Regions from separate parts of the Mus musculus genome. Here region 1 is linked to region 2. The links are chromatin contacts, found by Hi-C or POLR2A ChIA-PET in ENCODE. All regions are on one chromosome and are shown on one strand. The core of a region is the stretch at or near the end of the contact, and the rest is flanking DNA. Distances in the headings are between cores, read along the strand shown.

Region 1 (7,939 bases), core at 3,178-5,677, 41 kb after region 2:
CCTTAGTGCATGGTGATCTGATAGGATACATGGGACAATTTCAATATTTTTGAATCTGTTGAGGCCTGTTTTGTGACCTATTATGTGGTCAATTTTGGAGAAGGTACCATGAGGTGCTGAGAAGAAGGTATATCCTTTTGTTTTAGGATAAAATGTTCTGTAGATATCTGTCAGATCCATTTGTTTCATCACTTCTGTTAGTTTCAGTGTGTCCCTGTTTAGTTTCTGTTTCCATGATCTGTCCATTGGTGAAAGTGGTGTGTTGAAGTCTCCCACTATTATTGTGTGAGGTGCAATGTGTGCTTTGAGCTTTACTAAAGTTTCTTTAATGAATGTGGCTGCCCTTGTATTTGGCGCATAGATATTCAGAATTGAGAGTTCCTCTTGGAGGATTTTACCTTTGATGAGAACAAAGTGCCCCTCCTTGTCTTTTTTGATGACTTTGGGTTGGAAGTCAATCTTATCAGATATTAGGATGGCTACTCCAGCTTGTTTCTTCATACCATTTGCTTGGAAAATTGTTTTCCAGCCTTTTATTCTGAGGTAGTGTCTATCTTTTTCTCTGAGATGTGTCTCCTGTAAACAGCAAAATGTTGGGTCTTGTTTGTGTAGCCAGTTTGTTAGTCTATGTCTTTTTATTGGGGAGTTGAGACCATTGATGTTAAGAGATATTAAGGAAAAGTAATTGTTGCTTCCTGTTATTTTTGTTGTTAAAGTTGGCATTCTGTTCTTGTGGCTGTCTTCTTTTAGGTTTGTTGAGGGATTACCTTCTTGTTTTTTCTAGGGCATTGTTCCCGTTCTTGTATTGGTTTTTTTCTGTTATTAACCTTTGAAGGGCTGGATTCGTGGAGAGATAATGTGAGAATTTGGTTTTGTCGTGGAATACTTTGGTTTCTCCATCTATGGTAATTGAGAGTTTGGCTGGGTATAGTAGCCTGGGCTGGAATTTGTGTTCTCTTAGTGTCTGTATAACATCTGTCCAGGCTCTTCTGGCTTTCATAGTCTCTGGTGAAAAATCTGGTGTAATTCTGATAGGCTTGCCTTTGTATGTTACTTGACCTTTTTCCCTTACCGCTTTTAGTATTCTATCTTTATTTAGTGCATTTGTTGTTCTGATTATTATGTGTCGGGAGGAATTTCTTTTCTGGTCCAGTCTATTTGGAGTTCTGTAGGCTTCTTGTATGTTCATAGGTATCTCTTTCTTTATATTTGGGAAGTTTTCTTCAATAATTTTGTTGAAGATGTTTGCTGGTCCTTTGAGTTGAAAATCTTCATTCTCATCCACTCCTATTATTCGTAGGTTTGGTCTTCTCATTGTGTCCTGGATTTCCTGGATATTTTGAGTTAGGATCTTTTTGCATTTTCCATTTTCTTTGATTGTTGTGCCGATGTTCTCTATGGAATCTTCTGCACCTGAGATTCTCTCTTCCATCTCTTGTATTCTGTTGCTGATGCTCAAATCTATGGTTCCAGATTTCTTTCCTAGGGTTTCTATCTCCAGTGTTGCCTCACTTTGAGTTTTCTTTATTGTTTCTACTTCCCTTTTTAGGTCTAGTATGGTTTTGTTCATTTCCATCACCTGTTTGTATGTTTTTTCCTCCTTTTCTGTAAGGACTTCTACCTGTTTGATTGTGTTTTCCTGTTTTTCTTTAAGGACTTGTAACTCTTTAGCAGTGTTCTCCTGTATTTCTTTAAGTGATTTATTAAAGTCCTTCTTGATGTCCTCTACCATCATCATGAGATATGCTTTTAAATCTAGGTCTAGGTTTTCGGGTGTGTTGGGGTGCCCTGGACTGGGCGAAGTGGGAGTGCTGGGTTCTGATGATGGTGAGTGGTCTTGGTTCCTGTTAGTAGGATTCCTACGTTTACCTTTTGCCATCTGGTAATCTCTGGAGTTAGTAGTTATAGTTGACTCTGTTTAGAGATTGTTCTTCTGGTGATTCTGTTACCGTCTCTCAGCAGACCTGGGAGACAGATTCTCTCCTCTGAGTTTCAGTGCTCAGAGCACTCTCTGCTGGCAAGCTCTCTTACAGGGAAGGTGCGCAGATATCTTGTTTTTGGACCTCCTCCTGGTCGAAGAAGAAGGCCCAAAACAGGGCCTCTCTCAGAAGCTGTGTTGCTTTGGCAGTTCCCAGAAGCTGTCAGCTTCTGTGGTGCAGACTCTCACCTGTGCAGACTAAAATCCTAAGTTCCAGGGAGTCCTGGAACCAAGATGGTGACCGCTGCTCCTGAGGCTGAGGCCGTCTCCCGAGCCAGGCGGACACCTGTCCTCTGGTCCGGATGGTGGCCGGTTATCTGCGGCCCGCCCAGGCTGCTGCCTCAGCGGCTCTGTGCTTCCGCCCGTCCCAGAAGCTGTCCGGTTCTCTGGCGCACCCTCTAGCCTGTTCAGACTAATTTCCTAGGTCCCGCGGAGTCCCGGAACCCAGATGGCGACCACTGCTGCTGAGGCTGAGGCCGCCTCCCAAGCCAGGCGGACACCTGTCCTCTGGTCCGGATGGTGGCCGGTTGTCTGTGGCCCGCCCAGGCTGCTGCCTCAGCGGCTCTGTGCTTCTGCCCGTCCCAGAAGCTGTCCGGTTCTCTGGCGCACCCTCTAACCTGTTCAGACTCCCAACCCCATTAATTTAACCTTGTTCGTTTGTGCCCATGGAGCTGAAATTGACCTGTAAGGTATTTCTTTCAAAACAAGGATTTTTTTTTTCTTGGCAAGAAATAGTTCCCCAAAGTGTCTGCATGTGACTCGGGACTGCAGAGAGATACAAATTTTCAATCTTCTTAAGTTTTAAGCTTTATTTTAAATTTGCATTCAAAGTAACAGGTTTCCCTGCCATATTTTTATACATACTTAGTTCTTGTCCCCCCACCCCTCTCATCTCCCTGACTTGATCCTGGCTGTGCCCATCTGCCCTGGTATTCCTCTTTTTCCCAATTGCATATTACATGTGTTCCATCACCCTCATACCCACCTCCCTTAAAACCTCCTTTCTCCTCTAGTTTCCTGACCGCCACCCAGACTCTTCACATACATATACAGAGTAAAAACTAGAAGCCAGGATACATGTGTGTGAGAGAGAGGGTGTTGTGTTTGTTTGATTTTGTTTTGTTTGTGCATGTGTGTGTGTGTGTGTGTGTGTGTGTGTGTGTGTGTGTGTGTGTGTGTGTGCCTGGCTGTCCTTGCTTCATACATTTTCACAGTTCCATCCATCTTTCTTTCTGTAAATTCCATAATTTCTTTTTTTTATGGGTGACAAAAATTTCATTGTGAGCCAGATATATTTTGCACTCTTTCATTTTAATCTCAGCACTCGGGAGGCAGAGGCAGGCAGGTCTTTGTGAGTTCAAGGTCAGCCTCGTCTACAGCATGAGTTCCAGGACAGCCAAAGCTATGTAGTGACACCCTGTCTCAAAAACAAACATAAACAAACATAAACAAACATAAACAAACAAACAAACAAACATTGTGTATATGTATAAATACCATTATCTATTTGTTGGTGATGGGCGTCTGGGTTGATTCCGGATCCTTGCTACTGTAATAACACAACATTTTGCATGCAAATCCAGCGTCTGTGGACTTGGCCTCACAGTGGGAAGTGTCTGGGAGAGGGGCTGATATCACATCTGGCATCTACCTTGGGTACCTTCACTGTCATAGTAAGCCTTCTGCTTACAAAACGCAAAGCCTTGACCTTGCTCACAGCACAATGGGTTCCAGCTGAGCAGGTTTGCACATGCAGAGAGCAGAGCTCCTCTTTGGAAGAACTGCCAGCTGCTAAAGAACATGGCACTTGGAGTGGGAGGAAAGAAGTCAGTCAATGGTCACAGTGCGGCTGTATGGCACTGGGCCACTGACAACTGTGACATCTGACTCTACATCATCAACTCAAAAGCAAAAGCTTATCAATAGAAACAGCAGCCCCAAGTGTGGAGAAATCACTGTTTCTGACAACATGAGCACCTAGATACTGTCCTGGAGGTGCCTGGACTGTTCTTACATTTCTTAGAAGAGGTAGGTGCACGGCAGCCAGTTCTTGCAACCATGAACAGGAGAGAAGTTTTAAATAAATAACTCAGACAAAGCCCTTTGGCCTCTAGAACATCCAGTTCCTCCTCTGAAAGCCTCTGGCCTCCCGAGACTGCCCTGGTGACATTACCAAGCATGAACGAAGCTATCCACAGTCAACTGGGTCCCTGCCAAGGCAGCCAGCCGTCATGACTGCCCCAACCCCCAGCCCCCAACACCGTCACACCAGCCCTGGTTAGGTCTTGCTGCATATAAGGATGAGCTACCTGAAAAGACAGACTCTCACATCTCTGAAAAGCCAGGAGCTGGGCAGGATTTTAGCTTCAAGAGGGTTCTGTAGCTTGGGAGAAAATAAGGGCACAGTCAGTCCTGCACAGAGCAAAACTCCAAGGCCACAGCCTTGCCTGCCTGGCCTGGGAAGCCACCCAAAGCCCAGGTGCATGACAAATCAGGCCTGTCTTCCTTCCCTCAATAGTTGTCCTCAGAAGACCTATTCTTGAACTCATTTTCCTTTGAGTAGGATGAGGTAGAGCTTGTTCCCCAGCCCTGTAAGATGGGAGGAAAGAGCCAGGGTGAGGTGGGAAGGACAAACTCCAGGTGCTCACGCACTAGTAAGGACTTGCAGAACCACCTAAGGACATCACTCTGAGATTTTGTATTTTTGTTTTGTTTTGGTTAGGGTGGGTTGTTTGTTTGTTTGTTTTTCTCTCACATTTCATGACCTGCAGAATCAAAATGACCTTTCCCAAGGCCAGCTGTTTCTCCATCCCGGCTCCCATTCCCAATAGGATAGGAGTTGTTCCAAAGACAGAGCTGCTCAATACATGTTCCCAGCATCCACCTCTGTGCAAGGTTATTCTGAACTCGAAGCCAGTTCTTTGTAAGTACCTTGAGCCACCATGTTCTCTTTACAACCAACAACAACAAAAAAATCTGAACACTGTGACTCTGGGTAATAATTGAAATGTGCTCTGCTTTTAAAAAAAAAAAAAAGGTGCCATCATCTCTCTGTGCCCAAAGGCAAACCACAGAATGTGTGCCTCCAACTCCTCAGCAGTACGATAGAGATAATATCTACTCCCAGGGGGATATCAGCATTTGGGGAAATAAGACTTGTGGTTCGGAAACCACAAGTGTGTGTGTGGTGGGGTCAGAGAGTAGATCAGAGAGGCAAGGTAAGGAAGATCCAAGGATAAAATGGGCAAAAGGCAGCCTCAAAGGAGCACCTACCCATACCAGTGCCAAAATGCTCCTGGGACTTTGAGGTGGTGATTATGTGAGCGGAACAATGAGAGAGAAATAACAAAGTCATGTTTTATCTAGAGAGCTGGCTAGTCCATTCTGCCTTCCACCTCCTCTCCAGACAGCAGGCATTGTAGGAGAGGTAGAAAGACAGTCATCCCAGAGTTCAGTCGTAGCCTCTCCAGTCAGCTGGTCAGCTTCTCCCTGAAGTTCAGGATAGCTATGTCTCCCTCATTTCCTACACTTCTCCCTCATCATCTGGAGATCTGGACTCTGGCACAGTTTAAAATGTTGAATGTGGGTCAAGTGAGTTGGCCAATCAGGTACAGGCTCCCAACGGTCTAACATCAATCCCTACAACCCACGTGGTGGAAGAAGAAACCAACTCTCCCAAGTTGTCCTCTGACCACCCCCCCCCCACATACACACACACAGGCCAAGGCACACACAAGCACATGCACACATACATGCCAAGGTATACACACACAAACACACACATGCCAAGGCACACACAAGCACATGCACACATACATGCCAAGATATACACACACAAACACACACATGCCAAGGCACACACAAGCACATGCACACATACATGCCAAGGTATACACACACAAACACACACATGCCAAGGCACACACAAGCACATGCACACATACATGCCAAGGTATACACACACAAACACACACATGCCAAGGCACACACAAGCACATGCACACACACATGCCAAGGTATACACACACAAACACACACATGCCAAGACACACACAAGCACATGCACACACACATGCCAAAGTATACACACACAAACACACACATGCCAAGGCACACACTAGCACATGCACACATACATGCCAAGGTATACACACACAAACACACACATGCTAAGGCACACACAAGCACATGCACACACACATGCCAAGGTATACACACACAAACACACACATGCCAAGGCACACACTAGCACATGCACACATACATGCCAAGGTATACACACACAAACACACACATGCTAAGGCACACACAAGCACATGCACACACACATGCCAAGATATATACACACAAACACACACATGCCAAGGCACACACAAGCACATGCACACACACATGCCAAGGTATACACACACAAACACACACATGCCAAGGCACACACAAGCATTGTATGTACCACCCACACCCAAAATAAATATAAGAAAATTTTAGATGTTCAACCTAGTTAGTGTTCCCTGATGTCAGCCTTGTGCTCTTTCACGGTCACCTGGGCTGAACAGTCAGCTCAGAAGAAGCCATTAGCAGTTCATGCCTGCTAAGCTATCAGTGGCCTGTATGTGTGGGACATCCCTTTCTGCAATACACGGTATAAATGTCCCCATGTAATATAAAATACAAACGGTCTCCTGTCCATCCTTCCTGGGTCCTAGCAAATCACCTATCTGGAGCACTTATCCCCAAACTCAGTGTCAGTTCCTCTGGTCCCCTTCAAGTCTTTGCTCCAATGGCGTCTTCCCAGTGAGCCCCGTGTTGCTGCCGTCCTCCCTCCCGACTCAGAGTCCGGGCCCTACACTCTGCTCTGTTTTCCCTCTCATATAGCACAGCACACAATGTTTTGCTTTCACTGTTTGTTTATAAGACTGTCCAGGATGGGAGGTCCAGGAAGGCTAGACTTTAGTCTGGGTTTAGGCTGTGTGGGCCAGAATTGCTCACAAATCTCCAGCAGAGGAGCAGGCACCTAACTGCTCTCAGTAAACATAACTGGGTGACCGAAGTGGGCAAAGCACAGCCTGGTGATTGCCTTGGACCATGGGGCTAAGATCCTGATTTGGGTTTTGGGGTATATCTTAGTGGTAGGATGCTTGCCAGGCATGTGTGAGGCCATAGGCTTACACTCCAGCGCCACAATAATGATAATCATGGTAATTAATAAAATAACAATGTCCTATAATAGCTCATATAGACTGTCACTGAAATCTACTGAGAAAATAATTGACTGTTTTCTCCTTATAGTGGGTACATATGAAAAGAGTGTATATATATTTTAAAAACAAAATTTCAAAAGCTATACATGCATATTATATATTCAGTCCTATCCTCAGTGGCTGATGAGGTACTCCAAGAACCATGGCCCTGTCTCCTTCGCATTGCATGCACACTGTGCCCTGTCCCCGTGCCCCCCCCCACACACACACCACACACACACCACACACACACCACACACACACCACACACACACACTGTCGAATGAAGCCAGACCAGAGTCCCAGAGCCGCTGTGCCATATGTTACAGAATATCTGAGGAAACAGAGATGCCCGCGGGGAGAGGGCTCGCAGAGGCTGAGCTCAGCTCTCAAGAGCCAAGGGAAGGGGGAGTTCCCAGAGATGGCATTGACACCGAGTTGGAGGGCTCTGCAAACCCTGTACTGGTCACGGGGTAGATCACGTGATAGTTGAGGACCATCTGAACACATTGCTTAACCTCCCCTCGACTTCCTTATCTGCTCAGAGAAACCGTTCTCCACAACCTACAAAAATCAATTCTTATTTCAAGAGCTCCAAAATGCTGTGCCAAACTGACTCGTTGACTCAGTGGGAAAAGGACAAGCCCACATTTTGGACACTCTTACCGGACTCTTTCCACTTAAACAGGGTCTTGTGTAGACTAGGCTGATCTCAAACTAG
Region 2 (7,265 bases), core at 1,608-4,107:
CCTCTCTCTTTCTCTCTCTCTCTCTCTCACACACACACACACACACACAGACACACACAAGCTGCGACGTGCATAATCACACACACACACTGATTTCTGAATACTGCTTTTAACAAGGTTCTCATTAGCCTTCATTTTAAAAGAAAGGAAGCCCCAGTAGCAGGGACAACTAGGATCTGATCCCTGCTCTGGGGCTGGAAGGTCTTCTAAGTGACATAAGACTTGTCAGAACTGAGCTCTGGCAACAAGTGGGTATCATAATCCCAGGTAATGAGTGTCCTCAGGTCCCTGCCAAGAAGCACCCAGGGCCTGGCCAGCAGGAGAGAGACACATAGAAGACCCAGTGTGGCCCCTGTACTCTGTGACATTGCCTTGGGTTAGGACTTAGAACCTTACCAGCTCTTAACTATTAGCTCCCTTGCAGAGCTCAGGATCTTTGCTCTCCTTGGAAGCCCCAGTGTCTTTTCACACACTTGTGAGGGCCCTCTGTCCAGATACACAGCTTGGTCTAGAAGACTCTGCCCCTGGGACCTTTGTACATTGCTGTACTTCCCTGCAATCCTGCCTCGGTCGTTAGCAATGGTCACATATCCCCTGCGTTTCCAAGAGAATTGTGGCTCCATTCTGAGCCTGTAGGGTGGGTGATTCAAACAGCACCCACCACCCAGAGGTACTGGGAAGGAGCCTACGAATGGTCTTTCCTCAGTCTACATCCCAGGGAAAGCCTGGGTACTGACCCAACGGTAACAAGCAGCTCCAAAAAATACCGTACTAAGTCTCCTGTAGCAGAGTACTTCATGTGTGTTTAAAGTATGAAGGCTGTACCTACACACACACACACACACACACACACACACACACACACACACACACACACACACATGCAGAGCAGGGGACAGACACTACTGAATCAGATAAATACTGAGATATTGCAAGGATATATTCATGTTTCACAATAAACATAGTTTGAGGCAGGCAGAGTATGGTGGCACACACCCGTGATTCTAGCACCAAGAAGGCTGAGGCAGGATGACCTTGAGTTCCAGACTAGTCTGGGCAAGACAGTCAGGTCAAGAGGACAGCTCCAAGTTCACGTACAAAGACGTCCAAGTGCAGCCAATTCACCCACCAGCCTGCACCACTCCCTTCTGTTTGATTTTCAAAAGGCTCCAGAAACCAAGAACACCAACCCCATACCTAGCTATTCTGAAACAAGATACCTGTGCCCCTAAGCATTCCCACCCGCGTGCTTTTCAAATCAATTTATACCTTTATTGGTCCCTTACAGACCCTGAACCTAAGAGAGAAAAGACACACAAAAAAATGGATTCACAATCTAAGGTGGGGAAAGGGTGTGCCAAGTTATGGACCAGGGGCTAGCCTTGGGTAGCCAGGACCAGCCTAGCCCTATAAAGGGACCTCAGTGGTACCCTGGGCTGCCCCATCAGGGTGTAACAATCCGAAGTTGTAACAACCTGGAGCCTCTCGGTTCATCAGTCTAGTAAACAAAGGGTGGCCTTTCCCTCACTCTAGATAGGGAGGCTCCCAAGTGATGTCTCTGGCCCATGGATTTCCAGCTATCAGTAGTCAGTTGTCTTGCCATCTCCTGACCTTTCCCTCTCTTTAGCCTGAAGCACTGAGAGCAATAGATAAGCAAAGACCCACCCCAGCCTCCCCAGCAGACAGCACCCCACACAGAACAGCAACCAAGGATCCTATCTCCTTCATCTGAACCCCAACTTATCACCCAGGCAACAAGACTGGGCATGTTGTCCCTTTCAATAAAGTGACAAGCATCATAAGAACATTGCTGACTGCCACCTAAAAAGGGTAGAAATCACGTGAGGTGGGACAGCCACCAAGACAAAACCAAGCTCAGCCCCAGGCTTCCCAATCCAACCACCAGGCCCTACACAAGCAGGAATAAGGGCCAAAACACACACCCACACACAAAACCCGTGACAGCAGAAGCGCGCTGTCGGCAAACAGGAAGCTTTGTCAACACAGGGAATCAACACAGTGGGATCTTTCAGCCTTTCTGGGAACACTAGAAAGTCCCCTTAGTGGTGCAGATATTAGTCCTTAACTGCTTTCATTCATAAAACGTATTTTATGGAACAAAGGATAGATAGTATATGTGTGAATCCCCATGGGCCGCTATCCTCTCCTCCTAGAACCGTTACAGTCTTCCCCACAACTTCACTACCCAGTTGGAAGCTTTTTCCCACACGCCCCAGCCCAGCCCAGACCATTGCTTTCCTTCTTGCCTCCTGCCAAGGAGGGTGGGCGTCTGGAGCAACTACTGGCCACACAAATTATCAGCCAGCCACCTTGACTCTGTCCCCTTAATATGACTTAATATTAATACTTAATATGACTTCCAAAGCATTGCTTTCCCTCCCATATTCCCCCCGGCCTTTCCCAGATAAAAGTGCCTGCAGCTACTAAGGGAGCCACAGGCCCAGTGCCCACCAGACTGCAAAGCTGCAGAGAGGCCTGCTGCGAGCTTGATTATCTAAGAATCCCGGTTCCCAGTTCGCTGCCACCCAGCGGAGGCGTGCCCTTGGGCACGAAGGTCAACCTACCAGCCTAGACTCAGTTTCCTTGGCTGCAAAGCCTGAATCCTAAACCCTTTGGGATACGTCTCATCCGGGTCTCGGACCGCCACGGGGTCCCTGCAAGCTTCGACACCCCACGGGAAGGCCTGTGTCACAACACGGCCCACATCGCCTCCCTGCGGGGCCCCACGTCTCAGTAATGGGCTTTGGGGCGCAAGCTGGGCCCCGGGTCCCCATTGCTACTCACCAAGAGGATTCACGAGCAGGCGCGCACGCGTGTGGCTGCCTTTGTATGCAAACAGCGGGCCGGAGCGGCTGTCAGCTAAAGCACGGCAAGGGGCGGGGCCTGAAAGGAGGCGGAGTCTCCGGGGCGACGCCAGGGGACTCTGGAGGAGCGTGCTGCTGGGATGCTTTCAGAGCCCACAGACCCCCCCCCCACCCCACCCCACCTCCCACCTCCCTCTCATATCCCCGCCTCCCCCTTCCCATCCCATCCCTCCCCAGACTGGACTGTCTGCCTTGGCGTTCCAGGGAGTAGGCAGCCAAAGTCTTCTAATTCCACAGCCTGACCCTGTTTTGACCTTATGTCAGTTTACAATTAGTTCTTCCCCTGATGTGCCTGTCACAAGCTAGGGATCAATTCCTAATCTTAGCACTCCCACATCCTGCCTCCCTCCTGGCTAACATTCACCACCAGTCAGCAGAGCCAGGAAGGAATAAATAATAACAGACAATGCCAGGTCTGGGGGTGGAATGGCTCAAGTCAGACCAAGTCACTCTTAAGTGTCACGAGACTACTAGGAGACAAGGACTCCTATATCCCGGGCTTGCCTCAAGCTTTCTATGGGTTCCTGGATGACCCTGCACTTCGGATCTGCCTATCTTACCTCCCAAGTGTTGAGGTTACAGGCAATCCTACCCCCACCATGCCTACTTTATGCGAGCCGGGAATGGACCCCAGAGCTTCACATCCGCTAACTGAGCTACATCCAGGTAATAAATATCAAATTATATATACAACAACCCTCCGAAGAGTCAGTGCTTTCTGGGGGACAGAAGAGCAAAGACCTTGAGGAAGACTGCTGGAGAACATATACCTGGGGTCTCGTAGACCAACAGAGAGAGCCCAAGTATAATGTACCTGTCACCGGAAACTATATGCAGAAATATGAGTCAGAAATGGATGCCAGCCACAAGCAACCCAGGAGAGGGAGGTCAGAATGATGACGGGTGCGTCCCACCTTGAGAAAAACTAGTTCGTGGGGAGGTCCAGGGAGGAGTGGCTTGTGTACCCCAAACTGGTCCTAAAATCTACGAATCTAAAGGTGACCACGAACTTCCAATCCCTCTGCTTTCCGGTTTCTGGAATTACAGGTCCCCACCCCCACCCCCACACTGGGTTTCCGAGGCACTGGAGATCCCTCTCAAGGGATTCTGCCCACCAAGCAAGCTAGGACCCCAGTCCAAGACCAGGCCACCGAAGACCTGCAAGGGAACTGAGCCAGGCTGGGCTGCCTCCACCCCAGTGCTCAGGAGATCAGCACAGGCAGGGTGACTCTGAGCATAAAGACAGAGGTGGAAGCGCTCCAGCTGCACTTGGGGCAACACAAGTAGCCACAAGGGTTGTCTCCGCTGCCCACAAAGTCCTGGGGTTCTGGACCCCAGAATGAAGGCACCCTGCCCCACCTCCATCATCTCCTCCATCCTCCACACCCCCACCCCAAGGCCTTCCAGAAAGCATGTCTTACAGTCTTACATTCTGTCATCTAAATAAGGTCATTTTTATTATTATTATTTTCCAGATTTGAAGCAGGTGGAGGAGAATCTGAACACATAAAGTCCAGCCCAAAGCCCTTACCCCACAAATGAACCTGGGGTCTGGAACCCGCACACACAACCGCAAACGCACCCAGACAGCTCTGAGTAGCAAAGATAGGACCAGCTTTGCCTGCTGCCTATAAGAAGATCCCACAAACAGGTCACTTATCTCAGAAACATTCACTAGGTCACAGGAGATGGTCGCACTATACAAAAATTGGAGTCTCTGAAGCCCAGGTGTTCTAACCCGGCAAAGTCTGGAGCCCCCCTGGTGGGGCCCTAGGCAGTGTTTTGTCTGCAGCCACGCTCCTGCCGCTGAGCTGTGACTCAGCCAGAGAACTGAGGTGATCCCCTGAGCCAATCCCAGTACCTGCTGTGTTCAGCCCAAGTCGGAAGAGGGGAAATAACCTAATGACTCTAGCTAGAGGAGGAAGGAGCCAATCCTGGGCTCAGCAGTACAGCATCCTCGATTCCGTACTCAGTTTTACAATCCAGGAAGTGAGCGGAGGTGTTGGTTAAGCAGGTCCTTTGGAGGCTGGAAAGGAACTTGTTAAGTTCTTGGCCAACACTGACTAGATTTTCAATTCTAAAATCCAGTAGTCCTAGGAGTGGGAATTCTATAAGGACTTGGTGGCTGCAGCTGGCTCCCTGGTCCCTCAGAAAGGACAAGCATCATGCAGGCGTCCATCAGGATGGGACAACAGGCTATGCGGTGCTGAAAATTGCTCTTTTGCTAAACATGGGACCGCAGGTGTTCCTCGCCACACCAGGAACTGGTCCCTGCTGATGTGAATATAAAAACACCCACCCCTTCTAAATGAAAATCGGTCTCCTCAGTTGCTGGCAGTGACGGTAACTGTTAAGTCCTTAGGTTCTGTTTTCCTGAATGCTGCACGGCTAACCAGCATGCCTGGGCAGGTGTGGACAGAAGAGTGAGCGGCCCTCTTCATGAGACCCCCACAGCCACCATAGGTGGACCTCTCCACTCTAGTGGTCGGCTCTGCAAAATCACAGCAGAAAGTCTTGCAGAGCCACTGGGTGCTGTCCCAGAAGGACAGAGCACTAATGCCTAGGGCTTCTGGGAATGGGGGGCTCTTCAGAGTCTAAGGCTAGCCCTTAATAGAGGGCCCCCGGCTTTAAGGTACCCAAAGGAGACGCTGGCCCTCTGGAGAAACTAGAATTTCCCTAGGACTCCCACTCAGGGAGAAGACAATGGCTGAATGAAGCCCGGCATCCTCCTGGAGGAGGAAGCTTGCCTTCTAGGAAGAGAATCCCCACACACCTTCTTTGTTCCTCTTCCTGCTGGGGCCACACTGACTATGTCTCCTTCCTCTGCTCTTCCCCATCCCCCTTCTGTCTGACTGGCCCACTGAAGGCATGGGGGCAGAGCCCCACTTGTCAGGGAATTAGGATTGGCAGAGCCCAGGCTCTGACGCCAACCCCAGGTGACACAATGTGGCTTCTTCATCGTGGGGATTTCCTTACTGGGGTCCTCAGAAGCAAGGTGGGAACCTCTGGCCACCTGGTACCGCTTCACTAGGGTGAGGGAGGACAACTCGACCCAGCAGTGGGAAACCCCAGCAGAGACAGGATACAGCCCATGGCACTGGGCCTGGGCCTGGGGGAATTTCTGGGGAGAGGGTATAAATGGTCCTGGTTCCAAAGGCAGAGGAAGAGGAAAGTAATCTGGGAATGGCAAGGGGCAGGAACAAAGGCATCAGGGAAGGCAGACTTCAGTGTGTCACCAGGGCCATCTTAATCAGGGTGATGCTCCAGGAGAGCAAAAGGGGTAAGGGGGGGGGGGGTGTCAAAGACATATAAGGGAAGCTGCTAGCTGGCAGCAAGCACGCATCTTAGAGTCTGTGTTACTCCAATCCATCCCCCATCACGCCAGGAAGGAAATAGCACCCAGGCTCCCCTGGGACTCAGGCCTACAACATTGCCAACACACGAAGCCTTGGGCTGACACACACACTGTGGCCGTGTTCCCTAGTCATTTACTCAGTTCCCAGTCAGCACAGCGACCTGTGATGTCGTAGATTCCTGGGCTACATGAGGGTACCTGTCCTCAGTAAGCACACGGTCTCAAGTAGTGATCATATGTTCAATGTTGCTACCAGCCCAAGGGTTGTCCACTGACGAAGGGTCTGGGCAGTCCAGTCCCCAAGCAAGAGGATTCATCCCAGTCTGGGAGTCCTGAGTCCCTCTGGGCAAATCCAGGCCAGATGGAGGAGCTAAGGGCAAGGGGCAATCAACAGCGAATACAGAGAACCTGGGGTCCGTCAGAGCTGACAGAGTCTGGCCTCGGTGGGCAGGGACAATCGTAGCTACTGTGTAAGATGTCTCCCTCAGAGAAAGCAAGAGAGGCACCACCATAACGGTCTTTTCACTGTGGTCATATGGGAAAGATTCAATGAGCCAGGCTAGACCAGAAGGACAACACGGGACTATAGTGGTGCCAAGGTACAGAGTGAGGCTGACGGAGGTCAACGTCAGCATAGACTGGACGGATGAATTCTATAATTTAGGAAGAACGGATGCTGCTCTGGGAAGCTACTGACTACTTCACCACTTGCCGCTAGGGACAAACAAAATTCTCTGTCCCCAGTCAGCTGTGTCACCTGTGACCTTGTCAGGCCAGGGTGAGGGCACCAGTCCTGTGAGTCATATGTCTCAAGTCTCACATTGCCCAGCTAAGAAACTAGCTGTCCAGAAAGGGTGAGACAAGGGCAGGGACCCAAGAGTTCAGCGTGAGATGAGTACAGTCATAGTACCTCTGTGAATCCCAAGGCTGAAAGAGTCCTCCTGTATATAGAGTGGCAGACCAATAGACATAAAGTAAGGACAGCGGTGGCTAGCATTTAAAGGCTATTTCCAAGCCAACCCCGG

What was found. Hi-C counts contacts between places; a loop is a spot of excess contacts on that map. ChIA-PET counts read pairs that join two places held with the same protein, here RNA polymerase II (POLR2A).
Region 1: a loop to region 2 is called in a map of heart, with 2.1 times the contacts of the local background. The contact joins the enhancer-like site here to the promoter of Lpin1 in region 2. A Hi-C loop is called at or near these places in 6 of 37 maps with a recorded cell type or tissue (CH12F3, gastrocnemius, heart and 3 more). POLR2A ChIA-PET finds 5 or more read pairs at or near these places in 1 of 5 experiments (Patski).

The regions. Positions count from the first base shown.
Region 1 is chr12:16,626,534-16,634,472 of GRCm38, forward strand. It overlaps a transcript of Lpin1 not described here. Among named protein-coding and RNA genes, the nearest start is that of Ntsr2, 23 kb to the right of the region's middle. Within about 2 kb of position 4,428, at least 1 of the 3 ENCODE cell types and tissues checked has a DNase peak (open chromatin) inside an H3K27ac peak, as active enhancers do; it is gastrocnemius, where a contact is called at or near this core.
Region 2 is chr12:16,586,913-16,594,177 of GRCm38, forward strand. It overlaps Lpin1 (lipin 1), which reads right to left and starts at 2,858. Exons shown (of 21, transcript NM_015763.4): 1 at 2,806-2,858.